Regions from separate parts of the Homo sapiens genome. Here region 2 is linked to region 1. Evidence: read pairs that join two places in POLR2A ChIA-PET (ENCODE). Cell type or tissue: Panc1. All regions are shown on one strand.

Region 1 (5,000 bases):
AGTGAACACATACAGCATTCTTACAACTCCAAAGAACCTGTGTTTCACAGCCAGTGGACTAGAAGCTACAGAAGGCACCAGGGACAGTATCTGCCTTATTCACTATTTTGTCCGCATTATCTGGCACAGAAATTAGCACCTGGTACGGCATTAAAGGAAGGCATAAAAATGAACTGGACAAGTTCTCTTGGAATTGTCTCGGTTCTAAAGCTTAGAACACAGTAAAATTAGAAACCAAACTTCTGTAGGGTGGGCTTAGGATGGCAACTTCCCACTGTTTCCAGGAACCATTGTGCTTGAAGATGGGAAGACTGAAGGCTCCATGGCTCAGGGACTTGTCAGAGGCCAACAGAAGGTCATACCCCTCCTTAGGGAGGAGTTAGTCCCATCCAACACTGCACCAGCCATTCACGTCTGCACATGGCTGGTGAACTTCCACCCCCTGCACATTCAGCAGGCTGCCATCATGAGCAGCCTTCTTGGGCAGTTCTCTTGCCAGCCAACCAACACTATGAGATGGGGATTTGGGGGAGGGAATGGAGTCTTTAAGTTTTGCTTTTGTTTTAATCAGTCAATATGGCAAAGGAGAAAAGGGCAAAAGTCAATTAGGACTATTGATGAGACTTGCTGATTAAGAAAACTGCATTCCAATCTTAGAGAACTTAATTGCAATTACAGGAAGCTGAAGGAGAGGTGAATAAAGGTGGGAGAATAAGGTTAACAGGAATGAAAGCTGATTCCAATTTGAAGCAAGCCCTGCTTGGTCTTATTTATTTCATTAAGGAGCTCACGCAGAATAATGGCTGTACTGTGCATCAAATGGCATTAAAATCTCCTAATAAATTAACAAGTAAAAATTAATGGTCGCTCAGTTCATTAAATCGTGTTAATTTTATTCCATTATAATAATACAGCAATCACATGTTTACATTATTAAACCAATATTTATTTTTTAACTCATTTAGTTGGATTCCTGATGTGATAAGCTTGAAACAAATTCTTTCAATTTCATCAACTTCTTGCATTTCTCATCAGAATTAAATGCGACTGTATTCATATTTTTCTGTTATTAAAATTGTCATTTAAAACTTCACCCTTGCAAAGACTTTTTAAAAAATATACCACTAAAAGCACCTATGTTCATTCAGAAACTCAGGCGTCTAGGATTTATTCTCAGCAAGTGTTAACTAGAGAAATGAGAAGCTAGGTCACACCGAAGCTTTGAATTTCAAAACAACCATCTGCAAGTTGTCCACTTTTCATTTATTTATTTATTTATTTTGAGACAGAGTCTCGCTCTGTCGCCCAGGCTGGAGTGCAGTGGCGCGATCTCGGCTCACTGCAAGCTCCGCCTCCTGGGTTCACGCCATTCTCTTGCCTCAGCCTCCCGAGTAGCTGGGACTACAGGCGCCTGCCACCAAGCTCGGCTAATTTTTTTGTATTTTTAGTAGAGACAGGGTTTCACCGTGTTAGCCAGAATGGTTGTGATCTCCTGACCTCGTGATCCGCCTGCCTCGGCCTCCCAAAGTGCTTGGGATTACAGGTGTGAGCCACCGTGCCCAGCCAAGTTGTCCACTTTTTATTAACACTCCCTGTCATATTCTGAGCTGATACATCTAAAGTCCCTGTTCCCACCAAGGAAACCTGAATTTCAGTTTGCAGTACTAACTTACTTTTTACTTCAAAGAGAAAATGCTTTACAGTGGAGTAAAATATAGCACCCAAGTCACTAGCTGTTCAGTGCCAGTTACAAGGTAACATATTTATAGCAGCACTCAGTTTAGTAAAAGAGGATAAAGACGTCCTCATTCTTATAGGGAACTATCCCCATGTACCAAAAAGTTCCCAACATCATACTGCAGTCCAAAAAGCTTCCTTTGGATAACCCTTGTCCCCTTCTTAGTTTTCCACCTCTCATGGGTTCTCCTCCTCTCTACACCTCCTCCCACAGAATTAACTGTGTTTCCACATTGCTGGGCACTTAGCACATTCCTCAGCTGCAGCTCATGCCTCATACCTTTGGGCAAGTCTGTCTCCCGCTCTAGACAGGGAGCTCTTTGAGTACAGGGACCCTGCTGTGGTCATTGTAGTATGTTCTCAACGAAGGACTGAATAATTCAATAATGAATGAATGATGCAGAATGAAGTATAAACGTAACATACCTGTCAAATTCTCTGGTTCACAAAACACTTCCACAGAACTTATCTCATCCTGACTTGACAGGTGCAGATATAAAAGCTGTGAAACTTAAATGGATTCCCAAATCCTTGCAGGTGGTAAAATGGCAGGTACAGGACCTGAATTTTGTGTTTTTTTCAGAAAAAAACAGATGCCTGTCATTATTTTATTTCCTAACATAGTGAATTCTACAATATTTAAAAGGCACATCAACGCCCGCCCCCATCAAAAATCATCCATACTAGATCTCATATTTCTACTGGTAGCTGGGAATGAGAAAGAGATAGCAGTTAGATACTCAAATAATGCCCTATTCATGTTTCCCTTACTGATGTGTAAGCTTCTCACAGGCTGGGAGCTTCTCAAACGTGTCTCTGCATCCTCCTCTGGTACCTAAAAAATTGACTCAGACATGGGAGGGTCCAATAAATATCAATAAATCAACAAAATCCAGCCCTGTAACAACAGAGGGGCTGTCTGCAAACATTCCACTCCCAGGTGCAAGCAGCATGTTCCAAGGTTCTAAATGTTCCCAGGGAACGTCAAGTGGCGCCTAGGTTCAGCTGCAGCTGAGTCAGATCCCTCATCAGCTACCTATTGTCCTGCAGGCACCTCCTCTTCTCAGGCCCTACGTGGAACTCCCCTAATCAAACTTAACAAGAGCAAAGAGATAATGGACCACCTCCCTAGCAGCTGGAAGGGGGCTTGCTTCCAATGGGCCACACGGGCATGGTGCTCTGAAGTGCAGCCAAGAGAAAAGGGAGGCCTCTACAGCCTTAGTAATAGGTCTATCCCCAGAAATCTGGAAAAGGCATGTTAAAGACTAGGATCTTTTTCCTTTCTCAAAGTGAGAGTACCCTGGCAAAAGTCAAGGAGATAATAAGAGGAGGCTACAGTAAAAGATCAGATTCGGTGAGGCGCGGTGGCTCACGCCTGTAATCCCAGCACTTTGGCAGGCCAAGGCGGGCAGATCACAAGGTCAGGAGTTCAACACCAGCCTGACCAACATGGTGAAACCCCGTCTCTACTAAAAATACAAAAATTAGCTGGGCGTGGTGGCGGGCGCCTGTAATCCCAGCTACTCGGGAGGCTGAGGCACAAGAATCGCTTGAACCGGGAGGCAGAGGTTGCAGTGAGCTAAGATCATGCCACTGCGCTCCAGCCTGGGCAACAAGGCAAGACTCTGTCTCCAAAAAAAAAACATCAGATTCACAGGGAGGGAGTAGATGCTGTGTGTCAGACCTAGTGTTTGCTTCAATTCTCCAATTTTCCACTGGACTGGGTGCTCTGACACAAGAAAGCCCAAATTCCCTTCCAAACAAGCAATGCTTTAAGCTTGGTCTAGCTCCCAACAACGAGGCCAAGGCATGGATTCCCTGGTGGAAGTACAAGCTACCAGTGTCTACCAGAAAACTAAGTTTTAAGTGTGCCGAGCTCCTTATTCCTCATATAACGCTCACACACCAACTCTCATTCAGCGGCAAATGCTTTGATTCCATTCTTATAAACTGGCAAGGAAGATACCTGCAGCTTTACTCAGGTACTCAAGCAGGTGAGGCATGAGAGGCTGTTATAAAACTTGTGTAAATTCTGCCAATCCTGCCAGACCTCAGAGTATCCTGACAGCCCCTTTGTTGGTGTATCTAAATGAAGCTCTTACCACTTCCTTGGCACCAATCTCTTTCACCTTCTTTATGTCGATAAGTGTGTATCACGCCAGCTCCCCTGATAATTGAAACAAGTCAGAGCTGGTGTCACAGAGAAGCAAGCCTGTGGTCTGGAAGTCCCTAGTATACAGCTCTAATTGCCAAATGTTGCTGTTGCTGCTCATGATTATATATTAGCCAAAACACACTTGGCTTAATCTCCTTAGACTGAGGGCTCCTTAAACCCCGGAGTCCAGATCTTGCAGAGTGTTTTTAAGCACCCAGTGACCAACCCCCCACACACAGGGGGAATGACTAAGTTAAACATTTTCCTTTCTCTACTTTCCAAACTAAAAGGCAGTTGTGGTGAAAGCAGACAATTTGACAAGCAACACTGCAATCTATGGGGCTTAGCAGACACATTGATATCACCAGCACAGGGCCAAACCAGCCACCTCCCCAAGACGTGGCCTTTAGTTTTCTGCCCACGACCAAAACAGCAGCAGCTGTTGCCAAGGGACACAAGGTGACCCAGAGGCGTGGGCACAAAATCCAAGGATGAAAATCCATTTTGTCTGGATCCACCCAAGCAACTGGGTTTCCCTAACTGAAAAAAAAGATGAAAAAAAAAATCTACTTTTGTATTCAGTCCTATCCAGGCAGGCAGAAGATGCCTCAGTCCTAACAAAGTCACGAGAAGGCCACAGGGCAGGTTGGCTTGAACTCTCAGAATCATCCAAAGCGTTCACACGTCTTAGGCTTCCAAAGTCTCAGCAGGACTTTGGAAGAGGAAAAGGCAGGCCAAAGGTATGGCCCCACAGAGGACAAACTCCTACCAAGGCAAGGGAAAGCAAGGCCTCTCTGCCAAGCTATCACCAGCCCAAAGATTAAAGAAGCAACCGCACATACAAAGATCCACAGGGCCCTCCCCAAGCTAACACAGCTTTAGCATTCAGCAAAGAATGTATTCAGGATCTTCAAAGTATAAAGCAGCATGGGGCAGCAGAAAGAGCACATTCAGGCAGAACCCCATGTCTATGACTCAAGCCTTTTCACCTCTCTCTTTTAAGGTTTCCTCTGCTTTAAAAATGTGATAATCTTAAGCCTAACAACCTTATCTACTTTCCATGGCTGGTTGCTTGCTTGCTTTCTGTCTTTTTTTGAGGACCTCAGAA
Region 2 (5,000 bases), 66 kb before region 1:
GCCTCAGATATGCCCAAGCCCATTTTATGGGGCAACGGAGAGCTAATATAAGGCACAATCTGTGTCTAAATGCATTTCCGACACTTCAGTCTCTCAAAGGTAATTTTGCAAATAGGCACAGTGAAGGGCTTTTGCTTTGAAGTGGGCTGGGAATCGGCTACAGTTCCTTAAACACTGATCAAATTCCACTAAAAGAGTAAAGAGAAAGCACATTCAAAGAAATTATATTTCATATCTTCCCTGATCAAGTCAACCAACTGCTTTGGAGGGTTAATGGGATGGTGTTTTCACATCTTCCAGGGAGGGGAGGAGGTGAGGGGTATTTATAAATTCTCAGCTGGACTTTTTGGTTAAAGCTGCTCTTATTGATCTAGACAAACACAAATTATGATGCCTGGCATGGCTTGTATATACAAATAGCCATGTGAAAACAGTCACAGGCCTAATTGAAGGAGACAGCAAGAAATCAAAGGAAGAAAGAAAGAAGGAACAAATGCCCAGACCCACAGAGCAGCATTCCAGCTGCCCAGAGAGGCTGAGCAGGGGCTTTTCCTTTAAGGGGAGATGGATGTTTACTTACACAGATGAATTCAGTTCCCCTGGGTTCAACTGTCCCAGGGAACCGCTCAGTACAGCGATGACTGGAAAGGAACAAATAGCTCCCCTCCCCAGCACGCTCTCCCCACACTCTGGAACCCTCTTCCGCAAATCCACTGCGATGGCAAGCAAGCTCCATCCTGGGGCCGGGGGAGGGGGGGTTCAGGGGAGGGGAGCAGGGTCCCAGAGCCCAGAACCAGGCAGAGGGCCCTGAGCGACGCCTCTGCTTCACCCACACAGGGGGTTTCCTACAGTTGCTTCCTGACATCCTAAGAGTCCACATCCCCACCCAGAGAAAGAGAAGCCCGGAGAAACTCTGACAGATCTCTGGCCAGCAACCCTGTGGACGGGTGGGGAGACGAGTTCAAGAAAGAGAAAAGACATGTCCCGGCACGGGGCTCCTACCTCCCCATCCACCATGCTTTCCGGTGTACCAGAGCTGCGCCTTTCCACGTTTGCCTAGGGTGCAGGCAAGACATGTTTGTGAAGTTGGGAGGTCACAGGGACGGGAGGGAGGGATTCTGATGATAAGGACAATACAGCCCTTCCTAGAAGTCCGAATTCTAGTACCTCCTATTTTCTCTGTCGCTAACAGAAGAGCCCTGGCAACACCCAGACAGAAGAAATCCAAAGGGAGGACAGTACTTTGCAAGCTTGTTTCAAACTCTTCAAGAAAGCACCAAGACATTTTGACCTGCCATTCTGACCCTATGGGCCTTCTGGCCAGATTACCAGAGAAAATTCGGCTTGAGAGAAATGATGCACCCCAAACAAAGCTGGTGATCAACAAAGGTAAAATTACCCACCAAAAACATTTGTTGAAAATAATAAGCAAACTGAAAAAGCACACTCCTTGCTACATTTAAAAACTGACCCTGAAAAAATCAAACCTCATAGAAAAAACTTCAACACAAAATAAAACTGAAAGCAACTAAAACTGCAGACCATGAAAGTCACTAACCAAAAACTGATGAAAGAATCCAACAACTCAGATATGCAAAATTTTACCCAGGACAATGGTGGAAAGAATGGCAGAAGCTAACATGAGTACTAACAGCAAGCAAGCCAACAGAATCAGAACCAAATTTTGTGGTAAAATGCACATGGGAAGGTAGTGATCCTAATGAAAATAATTTCAGTTTAAAAAAGCGAAAAGGAAGAACTTATGAAGGAACAGCTTCATATTGGTACACAGAAAATGGCTGTGGTACTAAATCAACTTGCAGTGCTGATATCACCTGGTTCAAGTGTTTATATCTGTGAACCAAATAGGAACATCTACTGGGAAAAAAAATGACAAAACAAAAAAACACCCTTGTCCTTTTTCAGAAAAGTGGTCAAAAGTCAAGCCTTGGCAAAAACCACAAACGCAGCCTGCTCCGTCTTACACTTCCCAGCTTCCTTGAAGGAACCAGGACTCCTCTGTTGAGCACTTGTCACCTTGCCTAGATCAGCACCAGACACCAGAAAGAGGTCAGACCCCAGCCTGATGAACTGGCATGGTGGGTAGACCACCAGGAGATGCCCAGCCCTGCCCATTGAGCTGACCTCAGGCAGGTGATGGCCTCTAACCACCTTGGGGACACATATCCTATGGTCAATGGGGCCTGTCTGCTACGAAACCTGAAGAGACCATGGTACCACTCCCCACCTGGAGAAGCCCAGGGATCTCCATCCTCTGCCCTTGGGGGGATGGGGAGAAAATATCTCTATAGGGTGGAGGTTGGGGTAATAGGGCAGTCAGCAATTTCACTCTTTACTTCTCCATGTGTTCTAAATTTTCCACAATAATTATATATTACAGTTATGTTAAAGTGGGGAGGGAAGCATTAAAGACAAAAGCCAAAACACCTGCTCTAAGAATAACTGACTCTGGGCCGGGTGCAGTGGCTCATGCCTATAATCCCAGTACTTTGGGAGGCTGAGGTGGGCAGATCACCTGAGGTCAGGAGTTCGAGACCAGCCTGGCCAACATGGCGAAACCCTGTCTCTACTAAAAAATACAAAAATTAGCCAGGTGTGGTGGTGCACGCCTGTAATACCAGCTACTCAGGAGGCTGAAGCAGAATTGCTTGAATCCGGAAGGCGGAGGTTGCAGTGAGCCGAGATTGCACCACTGCACTCCAGCCTGGGTGACAGAGCAAGACTCCAACTCGAAAAGAAAAAAAAAAAAAAAAGAATGACTGACTCTGGGATGTGTTTCCTCACATGAAAGGTTCAGATGACCCTGGGAGCTCAAGATGGCACAATCTTTAATGTATCTGCAATTATGCAGGGTTGAAAGTTCCAAGTTTTAAGTCAAAGGCAATGAATTTATAATTTTGAGATTTCAATTTGAGAGCAGTTAGGTTTGTTCTGTGATCTTGAATCACTGATCTGGCCTTGGATATTCAGCCTTCTTTTCCCAAAAGGTGATCATTTGCTTTGGTGGTTCAAACACATTGCAGTGGGGTTATTTGGCTTTACAAATAATACACTACAAAATTCTAGCTGGGAAGGACACACACCAATTTAAAAGAGAGTAAACACCTGTGAAACGGGAGCGAGAAGAAGGGGGAAGGGGTTGGAGTAACAGGAGGTCTTCAGCAGAAGGTTTTTATTTTTAGTAAAGAAAGAGATGTTACAAATACCTGATGTGAATATGGAAAATATTAACGTTTATTAAATCTGGTAGAATACCACTTGCCCGTAATTCAAATGTTTCACGTTTTTATAATACGATGAAAACACACACACATACCCCACCACCAACAGGCCAAGGCAGGGCAATGCTTCTGGCATCTTAGAGAGGGTGTCTGAACCAGCACAGAGGCAGAGGAGAAAATCAAAGTTCAAAGTACTGCTCTGGTATGTAAACACTGAGGAAATTCTTGGCCTGAGAGTATACACAGCAATGTATTAACTTGTCTTCTGAAATTTGTTATTACAGGGAAGAAAAGTTTTTTTTAAAAAAAAACAATTAAGTGGAAGGGAAAATGAAAACTATCATTTATTTATTTAGAGAGGGCCTACTTGGTACCAGGCACCCTGCAAGAAGTTTTGGCTCTCAAATTATCTAATCTTAACAATGAAAAAGGGTGTTTTGACCCCTTTCTGTCCCAGATGAGGAAACCAAGCTTCCAAGGGGCAAAGCCACTGGCCCACAGCCTCAAGCAGTCAGGGGACTGTGAAGGGGGCAGGCTGGGCCCGGGGGCTGCCCCTGGATTTTTGGTACAGGCTGGGACCCAGGGTGAGAAGAGCTCACTGGAGCTTATCTTTCTTACCCTCACTGGGGGTCACCCTCTCTCCCCTACAAACCCACGTTTTGCCCCTCTCAGTGCTAGAACCCAGATTGCTGACCCCTGGCACAGAAAGGAACCTTCCAAACACAGCTCTTCCCGGCCATCTTCTCTCCTGTGGCTCCAAAACCAGGCCAGCTCTGTCCCTAGCACCTGCCCAGCTCCCAGGACAAAGCCCCCAGTGACACCCCTGCTTCCACTCTCCCAGCACAGGACCCCCTGGGTACATCTCCCCAGCAGGACCCTGGGGGCTGAAGGGCAGCCAGCTTCGGTTCCAATCCCAGCCCCACCCCTCAGTGGCTCATCAAACATTGCCTCTTTAAACCTCAGATTCCTTGTCTGCAGAAATCTCTCAGCATTCTGTCTCACCTCTGCCGTGAGTGTGAGGGGCAACAGCACACATAAAGCTCCCAGAGCAGGACCTGGCACAGAGTTGCACGATAATAGGTTATCATTGGCAGAATGATCCTTGACAACTCCGTGTAAACACAGTTCTTCTCGATCCTGGACTTCAGAGTCTTTGAGAGCCAGAGTCGCGCCTTTAGTAATTTCCCAACACCCACAGTATGTGGTAGCAGAGGAGGAGGAAAGAAAGCCCAAGGGGCTGGGATGGGTCAAGTGTTTGCCAAGGAAAGGGAGCTGGAGAAGCTGGAGGTAGGGTCGCTGTAAGCCCTTTAAGGCACCCCGAGCGTAAGACAACACTGAAGCAAGGACTGTGAACTCTCAGCAGTGGCTTTTCTTAGTGCTGCTTGCTCTCTCACACACACCACTGGGGAAATGACATCACAGGGCCTCACCTCAAATAGGTCAGGGGAAACAGCATTTCAAAAGGCCTTTCCTGCATCTCTCCGATGGCTGGATGGCATCTTAAAGGCCCCGTTCATCTGAGCTTAGGGAATCGCAGAAGAGCTCCTGCTGCAAATACCAAACACTGACACACATTCACCACTCATTAACCCCAGGCCAATTTCATTCACAGAGCAGCAGATTCTCAATGTGCAGTGGTGGGTGACTGGCTTGGTGGGGCGTTGCAGGGGTTGAGCCTTGGAAATAACCAGGTTTCTTAAGGGAAGGGAGAAACCACCACTTTCTCCCTGTGGCACTCGGTAAGCACCAGCACATCTG

What was found. ChIA-PET counts read pairs that join two places held together with the same protein. Peaks named below come from ENCODE experiments on the same cell type or tissue, not always from the same donor. Only the 100,000 strongest peaks of a DNase experiment are listed, where the experiment ranks them.
Region 2: POLR2A ChIA-PET joins it to region 1 with 18 read pairs; 23 of 35 experiments call an interaction of 5 or more read pairs at or near these places.

The regions. Positions count from the first base shown.
Region 1 is chr15:67,068,094-67,073,093 of GRCh38, reverse strand. The region is part of intron 1 of SMAD3 (SMAD family member 3); the gene reads right to left. Among named protein-coding and RNA genes, the nearest start is that of SMAD3, 5.0 kb to the right of the region's middle. In Panc1, no CTCF peak of the experiment used is centred here; no DNase peak of the experiment used is centred here; H3K4me3 peaks cover 4,727 bases; H3K27ac peaks cover 4,917 bases.
Region 2 is chr15:67,134,103-67,139,102 of GRCh38, reverse strand. All of the region lies in intron 1 of SMAD3 (SMAD family member 3), which reads right to left. Among named protein-coding and RNA genes, the nearest start is that of SMAD3-AS1, 10 kb to the left of the region's middle. RefSeq lists a cis regulatory region at 3,444-3,455 and an enhancer at 3,378-3,522. In Panc1, no CTCF peak of the experiment used is centred here; no DNase peak of the experiment used is centred here; H3K4me3 peaks cover 1,911 bases; H3K27ac peaks cover 5,000 bases.